Linked DNA regions of Mus musculus: region 1 is linked to region 2. A link is a loop called in an ENCODE intact Hi-C map of the cell type or tissue named here. Cell type or tissue: left cerebral cortex. All regions are shown on one strand. Links, peaks and the distances in the headings refer to the core of each region. The heading gives the core; the rest is flanking DNA. Region 1 overlaps Exph5 (exophilin 5). Region 2 has its middle 6.6 kb from the start of Ddx10.

What was found. A loop is a pair of places that touch in the nucleus more often than their neighbours do. Peaks named below come from ENCODE experiments on the same cell type or tissue, not always from the same donor. Only the 100,000 strongest peaks of a DNase experiment are listed, where the experiment ranks them.
Region 1: it touches region 2 in a loop (3-fold over the local background); 2 of 42 quality-filtered maps call a loop at or near these places.

What each region holds. Positions count from the first base shown.
Region 1 is chr9:53,326,631-53,331,028 of GRCm38, reverse strand. All of the region lies in intron 1 of Exph5 (exophilin 5), which reads right to left. Among named protein-coding and RNA genes, the nearest start is that of Exph5, 27 kb to the right of the region's middle. In left cerebral cortex, for the core only: no CTCF peak of the experiment used is centred there; a DNase peak (open chromatin) is centred at 2,666; H3K27ac peaks cover 1,748 bases.
Region 2 is chr9:53,252,538-53,256,935 of GRCm38, reverse strand. No RefSeq gene overlaps it. Among named protein-coding and RNA genes, the nearest start is that of Ddx10, 6.6 kb to the right of the region's middle. In left cerebral cortex, for the core only: a CTCF peak has its summit at 2,379 (motif pointing left); DNase peaks (open chromatin) are centred at 574 and 2,369; H3K27ac peaks cover 465 bases.

The DNA.
Region 1 (4,398 bases), core at 233-4,232, 74 kb before region 2:
GAGGTCAGTGGCTATATCTGACTTTTTACACAGGTACTGGGGATCGGAACCCACTCTCTACTTTCACAGCAAGCATTCCATCAACTGAGTCATCGCATGGGTGGGCTGGGTCCATGAATGACAAGGAGAAAGTGTGTGTGTGTGTGGGGGGGGAAGATCAGAATCGATCTCTCTCTGCTCACTGACCGTGGATGCCATGGGACTAGCTGCCTCACCAGCCTGCTGCCAAGACTCCCTCCCTTCCCCCCTTCAACAGACCGCATCCTTCACCTTCTAGCCAAAATAAACCTGTCCCTTCCTTAAGCTGCTTGTGGCAGGGACTTTGTCAGGGCGACAAGGAAGAGTTCCTAGGCAATACTCACGTGGCCATTTCAGGCCACTCCTCTCGTCAAATCTTTCTGTAGCTTCTTACCCTGCCGACCATACAAGCTTGAACCCCGTAGTCTCTGAAACTGTACGTTACTGGCCCTCTGCCAGTTTGACCACTCTTAATCATAAAGTCTTCCTTTCTTTGCATATGGCCTCTTTCCTCTAGGGAGCTAAACCAGCTCTGGTCGGGCACTGTCCTAGCTGTCCACGCCCTCTCCCCACCCCGATTTGTGATTTGTCCCTTTGTCACATGGGCATTCTTTGGTCTCATTTATGTCTTAGGCAAACCGTCACAGCCTTGCAGAGCCCTTCCTTAACTTTTCAAAACTAATCATTCCTCCTCCTACCTGCAGTCACTGTCTCGCAAATTTCTTGGTGTGTGTGTGTGTGTGTGTGTGTGTGTGTGTGTGTGTGTGTGGTGTGTGTGTGTGTGTGTGTGTGTGTGGTGTGTGTGTGGGGGGGTGTGTGTGGGGTGTGTGTGTGTGTGTTTTAAACTGCATTAATCTTCTTCATTTATTTGCTTCATTTAATGTCTTCTGCCTTCACAAAAGGCCGCCCATGAGAACAAGGCCTTTATTTGTCTTGTATTCTGGATGATGCCTGACACAGGCAGACTCAGGAAGCTCTCACTAAGTAGAGGACAAAGGAGGGCACATGGATGTGGGAACAACTCTGTTCTCTGAAGTTGATTCTTCACGTGTGAAATGCTGACCTGGAGACTGCACTGGCAGTCTCCTTGCTGTGACTCTATGCAAACATTTACAAAGGTCTGGGAGGGCCACCTTCATGAAAGAATGTGCTCAGTTAGCCCACACTTAGCTCTAGCTGAGATCTCGGCCCCTTGTCTCCGGAGGGCCTCTGTATTGGGGGCAAATCTTCACACCATTCTCTGGTATCCACTGTCCTTTCATTTTCTTGCCCTTTCTCTTTGGGATTTCACTCTTGAGTGAACACACAATTAAAATGAAACAACTAAAAGACAGCACTGTTTCCCACAGGCAAGGGCCTGAAGGAAGATGAAGGCACCGTTTTGTGTTGTGTCTGGTACTTTCATAATGCAACTGAGTACCCTGGGAACTTAAACACAGTAACATCACCTTGCTCCCCCTGCCCCAAAGGGAGCTAGAAATGTTAAGCATATGCTAAGTGGCAAAGGCCACATTGGGGAGTCCAGTGAGGGAGGTGCTATACCACAGCCAGTCCTTTATAGCTGTAGTGCCCTTATCCTTGGCTTCAACCAACTGGAGACAAAGATGCAAGAACAATGTTGCTGGGCTTCCCCTGTGCAAGTGTCATTTGACCTTTCGTCCCTAAGAAAGGCAGCACAGTGGCTATTTACATATCATTTGCATTGTATAGTTATAAACCATTTGCATTGTATATTTATGTATCATTTGCATTATATTAGTTATTCTCAGTAATCTAAAGACAATTTAAAATATCTGGGAGGGTTTTTGCAGGTTATATACAAATAACATGACATTTTATATATGGGACTTTAGTGTCTCTCATTTTGGTATATAAGTTGGGGGCGGGTATCCTGAAGTCAACCCCCTTGATACCCACAAATCCCTATACTAGAGGGAAATGAAACTGAAAGATAAGTCACTCACGGTTGTAAAAAGATGAATGAAATAAGTAACCCTTTGACTAATGTCAAACCCCTTTCATTAAGTAGGTAGACTTTGTCCAGCTTGCTATATAAACCCTGGAGCCTGAGATACTCAACACTTGTCTATAATGAAACTGCTCTCTCTGCAGAGTCTCTAAACCTTTTTCATGTTGCCTGACTCTCCTCATAGATTGTCAATGCCCCAAGCCAAGGACCAGGTCTCACTGCAGGCAGTGAACGAGTGCTATTGAATAGTCAACAGAGGAATACAAGGGAATTAGGAACTAAAGTTGTTAGCTGCTGCCCCCTCTTACTTCTCTTTATATGGTTGCTCAGACACCTCCAAGAAGACTCACAAGCTAAGTGTTAGGATTCTAGAGGTGCAGAAGTGCAAATAAAGGATTCTCAGGCAAAGTGTGTGATCTCAACACCTTGGGTTTGTTTATTATGTTATTTGTGGCTGTTCTCCAAAGACAACTACATCTTGAATTCTGACCACATCCTCTGTACTGCTACATATGCAGTTAGGTAACAGGCTATACCCTCTTGAGTATATGCACAGCATCCCTCCTTCCTATACAGCAGCAAGAATGAGAGCCATGCTCCCTCACTCCTCCCACATTAAATGTAATGCGTATTCTTAGACACATCCTGCCAGAAAAAGAAGACAGAAAGAGGTGTTTTCACAAGCTACCAAAAAGCCACATTCTCCTGCAGTAATTCTGGGTCATCTCTCATCCTGTGATTAAAATGCAGTTATCATATTCAACCCGCTTAATGCTCTGTACTGTGTAAGTCCTAAAGGTGTTAGGACACTGTATTTAGTCTGCTTGGCATTAGCTTCAATTTAACATCTCATAGGAGATGTGTGAGCTTTTCCCAAGCTGCCCTCATACACAGATCAAGCACACAAGCCAGGAGGAAGAAAGTGTCCCACTCAGCATCTCCTCTAGGACTGTGGAGAAAGCAGCCTGTGTTTTCCCAATGTCACTGCCATGAAGAGATGGCTCTTTGGGTTCCTACCAGGGACAGTGCAAGTCACACAGGCACAGTCCATGGCAGGAGTCGTTGGCAGAGAGCTTCGTGGGGCCATTAAAGCTCATGGGTTGGTAATAGTGTGCAGGGCGTTTCCAGGAAAGCCCAGGCTCTGGAGGAAAACCTTTCCTTGAAACAGTGCTGAAAAAAAAATCTTATTTTAATCTTAAATTAAGTCTGTACTTGAACTAAAATGAAGTAATAGTGCTAGAAATACAAGTGCATGAAAATTATGTAACTTGTTTTTGGACATTTATAAAAGCTTGAGTGTGTAAAGATGGGCATCTGTAGCAGCAGGGGTGTGTGCATGCCACAGTGTGCTCGTGCAGGTCAGAGGACAACTTGCTGGAGTTGGTTCTCTCCTTCCACTATGTGAGCCCCAGGGATTGGACTCAGGCTACCAGGTTCAGCAGCAGGTACATTTACCCACTGAGCCATCTCATAGACTCACCAACTGGAGAGCCTTGGGTTAATATTTTTTAAAGATATTTTCTGGTAATATCACTATTGTTATTTGATATAATTTTAGCTTTTGGATGCTAGTATTTTTGTTTGTTTGCTTGTTTGTTTTTGTTTTTACTTATTCAGACAGAATTTCTCCCTGTAGCCCTGGCTGTTTTAGAATTGGCTTTGTAGTCCAGGCTAGCCTCAAACTCAAGAGAGCTACCTGCCTCTGCCCGGTGAGTGCTGGGACTGAAGGTATCTCAATTTTTTCAGAATCTCAGAAACAAAAGTTGGGCTCATTCTTTACAGTGTATTAAATACTTATTCATAAAGTTTCAGTGGGTCTTTGGAGAAAGGCTTTGAATATTACAAATGACACCATAACTCTGGTGGCACAGAGGGCATTGTAATCTAGGTCTTTGACATGAATAGGTATAGAATAATCTTTCTTGATGTATAAACAACCAACCCATTTCTCAAGAATGAAAAGTCAATGCTGTGTGTATTTCAGAGAGGACAAGCAGCACAGAGAGGAGAAGCAGCAACGAGAACAGCTGTTCACTGGGCACCTGCAAATGGGTGTGGCCGATCTACTAACAATGACTTTAAAAGTCAACATTCCTTCAGCTTTGAATTATTTAAGTCTTTCTTCTCTTCTCTTCTCTTCTCTTCTCTTCTCTTCCCTTCCCTTCCCTTCTTCCCTTCTTCCCTTCTTCCCTTCTTCCCTTCTTCCCTTCTTCCCTTCTTCCCTTCTTCCCTTCTTCCCTTCTTCCCTTCTTCCCTTCTTCCCTTCCTCCCTTCTTTCCTTCTTCTTCCTTCTTTCTTCCCTTCTTCCCTTCTTCCCTTCTTCCCTTCTTCCCTTCTTCCCTTCCCTTCCCTTCCCTTCCCTTCCCTTCCCTTCCCTTCCCTTCCCTTCCCTTCCCTTCCCTTCCCTTCCC
Region 2 (4,398 bases), core at 293-4,292:
AAAAAGAAAAAGCAAAGAGAAATATCCACTAAAAACAGGAAATTTTGAGATGGAGGAAAGTGCATAATTGCTGGGCTGTGGGGAGGCGGCCTAAAACAGATGGTGTTTGATGCACTAATTTAGGACTGTCCTAGGATATAATTATGTTCAGTTCGGCTTAGCAACCCATGTCAAATTAAACTAAGGAGAGGTAGTCTTTGGCATTGTAAATATAATTTTAAGATCTAGGGCTTTATTATCTTCTACATTAAGTAATACGACGATGATTTGTATTTTCATTTCACTGTGGGATTTTGATAGAGGACAGAGTTAGTTCATTCAAACCCAACCTCTAAAATAAAAATTGACATTTTGTTATTTGAAACAATGTCACTAGACTTACTATAATAGTCACTGGAGCAATTTGAGGAGAGACCGGTATGTCCCATTTTTGCCCAGGACAGACCTAATTTATATATTAGGTAAGTTATTAATAATTCTTTCTTTGTTAAAAGTATGTCAGTTTGCCCATCACATGCCTATGTCCAAAATCTTGTTGACAGTGAATGAATAATGGGGGCTGGAGAGAAGGCTCAGTGGCTACGCATGTCCCGAGGGTGGAACTCAGGCGTGGGCTGCTCAGCGGGCATCTTCATGGCTGGCCCTGGACCAACTGGTGATGAGGGTAAATAGTCTTACATGAGAACAGTATTTTGTGTTGATGGTTGGTTTTCTATGCAGTTTCAAAGGTTTGCTTATACCATTTCTATAATCATTTGATAGGATTACTTACCACTAATCATGACAAGGTTGTCTGTGATCGCAATCTCTATTCCAAACTACTGTAAGTTATCTGAAAAATTTACCTGCGTTTATTTTTTAGGGGGGGGGGAGGGTAGGGTAGATGTGGTCACTGTTGTAAATGTCCAAAAGGAGGAAATTTTTATGTAATTTATGGCTTTAGAAGTTTCCTCCAAAGCGTCTGCTCTGGCCTGATATGAGGCAGACTGTCATGGTGGTGGGACCTACACAGCGGAGGCTGCTTACATCAGAGAGGCTGTGGAGCAGAGGGAAGGAAGGGGCAGAGACAAGATGGCTCCAAACTTTCCCCTTCCTGCCCTGAGTTACAGACTTCTTCCAGCTAGGTCTACGTTTTTCCACAACCCCACAGTTTAATAATATTATTAAATAATTTTAATTAAGTAAGTAATACTATTACTTGCTGTGGGCCAAGCCTTCAACGTGTGAAACTGTGGGACATTTCAAATTCAACTTGTAACAATGGAACAATGGCTCTAAACATTTGTTTGTGGATGTTTGTGCAGACATAAGCTTTCAAACCTGTTGGGTACAGTGTGGTGGCTGTATGTTTAGAGAATATGTAGGTTTATAAGAACCCGTCTTCTAAAACAGCTGTAACACTTTGTAGTATCTCAGGAGTGAATGAAGCCTATCATTCATTGTCCATCTCAGCCTTTGGTGCCATTAGCACCTTTAATGCATCCTTTGCCTCATCATAGCCTACAGCAGTCTCCAGCACTTTATCAAAAAGACATTTAAGAGTTTCTATTGAAGACAGACCCAGCAGTGTGGGCCTTCATTTATCAGGTTGTTGATCCTCTTGAATATCATTCATCCTTCTTATATTGGAGGATTTTTGTTTTGTTTGCTTATTTATTTACTTATTTTTGAGACAGTGTCTTATGTTTTCTAGGCTAGTCTCAATCTTGTTATGAAGCCAAGGATGGCCTTGAACTTTTCATTCTCTTGCCTTTCTACCTTCCCATGCTGTAATTACAGGCACGAACTACCACAACCAGTTTTATGTACTGCTGGGGACTGAACCCAGAGCCCCACAAAAGCTAGGCAAGCTCTCTGTGGACTGAGCTCTATCACCTCTCAGATTAGCTTCATCCCCTGGAAAATAGGTTGGGAGATGCTTAGAGACAGTGTATGTAACAAACCCAGCTCTGTATGGCATTTCCTAACTGCTGTTAAGAAAAACAGTATGGGGCTGGTGAGATGGCTCAGTGGGTAAGAGCACCCGACTGCTCTTCCGAAGGTCCAGAGTTCAAATCCCAGCAGCCACATGGTGGTTCACAACCATCCTTAACGAGATCTGACTCCCTCTTCTGGAGTGGCTGAAGACAGCTACAATGTACTTACATATAATAAATAAATAAATCTTAAAAAAAAAAAAAGAAAAACAGTATGTGGGAAAAAAAGCAACTCAGAACTATTCTAGACAATTTGAAGAGTACTAACTGCAAACATCTCAAAGGCTCAATGATGTAGAAGAACAGGCCAACTCACCAACAAAGTACTTGGTGGCTATAAAAATGCATGGCAAACTGAATCTAAGCCCCAGGGGAAAGTGGCACTTAATCTTCTGCTGCCACCTGCTGGCCAGAAGTGAACTAAATAATGAGCAGTCCTAAGTTTTCATGTAGTGGCTAGTGCTAGAAGTTGAACGTGATTAGGGAACGAGTTTTCAAGCATTTTTAGAATATTAGAACTCTTAGGTGTGGAGACATGAGGAGGAAAAGTCGAGAAGACACGAGAAAGGAAGAATGCCCCTCCCCTGGAATCTAGTTTACTTTTCCTGCTGAGAGTAAAGAAATGTCAATTTAGAGCCGGGCGTGGTGGCACACACCTTTAATCCCAGCATTTGGGAGGCAGAGGCAGGCAGATTTCTGAGTTCGAGGCCAGCCTGGTCTACAGAGTTAGTTCCAGGACAGCCAGGACTATACAGAGAAACCCTGTCTCGAAAACCAAAACCAAACCAAACCAAACCAAACCAACCAACCAAACAAACAAAAAGACCCGTCAACTTAATACATACAGAGATAATATGTGTTTTCCTAAAGATGTCTCTAACAAGGGTGTTAAATACAACAATTAACCATGTTTATTAGCCCTCCTTTTTCCTCTCTAAGTTTAAACCTCATAAGACCACCTTACAATTTCATTGACACAAGAAAAAAATAATAATATAAAATGTAAGCATGAGGCCTGGAGAGATGGTTCGTCAGATAACAGCACTCCCTGCTCTTTCAGAGGACCCAGGTTCAGTTCCCAGTCAGTACCCCCCACAGTGATTAACAACTGTCTGTAACTCCAGTTCTGGGTGGTCAGACATCCTGTATTGTCTTCTTCAGGCACGATGTGCATGTGGTTTATATACATACAGTCAGGCAAAACACCCATAGACACAAAATAAAAAGTTAAATAAATAACATACCAACTCATATATTTTTATTTAACTTTAATCATTCTAAAATTTTAAGTTTTTCTTAATCTTTAACCTTGTAAATTCCCCTTTAATCTTTGATGACTATAACTCAGAAAGCTACGGGATCATATATATATATATATATATATATATATATATATATATATATATATGTATTCATATATGTATATGTGTGTGTTTAAGACACTCAAGGACATCTGGCTCTCAGTAAATCTGTACCAATGTCTTTGGTTAGTATACTATTCATCTCCTACATGGCTCTATCTAAACTCACTAACTTGATAAACTCACTAACTTGGCTTCACTCTGGCTAAGTCCAGAATCTCACTGAGAAAAAAATCCTGAAGAAGTTTTTGAGGGAAGTCGAGGATCTGGCATTATCTGAGTGTCTCTAAGTGGGAGGAAATCCTTAGGCTGCTAGGAGTTTGCTATTGTCACCTGCTGCTGCTGATACCCACATAAGTTTTTATATAACACTAGTAAGTGGAGATACCTTTGCTAAGAATATCAATATTATTTATAGATCATATGAATTAAAATCATGTGGATCATATGGATATGTCTTTTCATATGTTAATATTCCAGAGGCTTGTCAATGTTAGTGACAGTAAACATGAACTGATATGAATTATTTTCTTAATTATAATTGGATTCACGATTAGGATCTGTTTGAATTTCTTTTAGACAATCTGTTCACTAAACACATAATCCCCTAGACACAACTAAATGGGAAGAGGAAATAGGATGCATGCATTGATTTTCCCTGAGTGCCTCTGGCTTTCTCTGAGCTCATGGAAAGGTCTTACTGTGCAGGTTCCTTTAAAAAACACTTTTCCTTAATACAAAAAAATTTAATTCAACAAAAGTTGCTGGACTACCTGGACTACATCCTGTAAACCAAGCTAATCAATCCCCTTTAAAATATATATGCATATACGTTTATTCTATCAGTTCCGCTCTTTTCCAGAATCTTGATTAATATAATAAGTTCTAATAGATGTTTTTCTTTTTCTTTTCTTTTAAAATTTTGTTTGTTTCCAAATGGGGTTTTTCTGTGTAGTTCTGCCTGTCTTGGAACTAGCTTTGTAGACCAAGCTGGCCTCAAACTCAGATATCCTCCTGCCTTTGCCTCCTGAGTGCTGGGATTAAAGGCATGTGATATTACC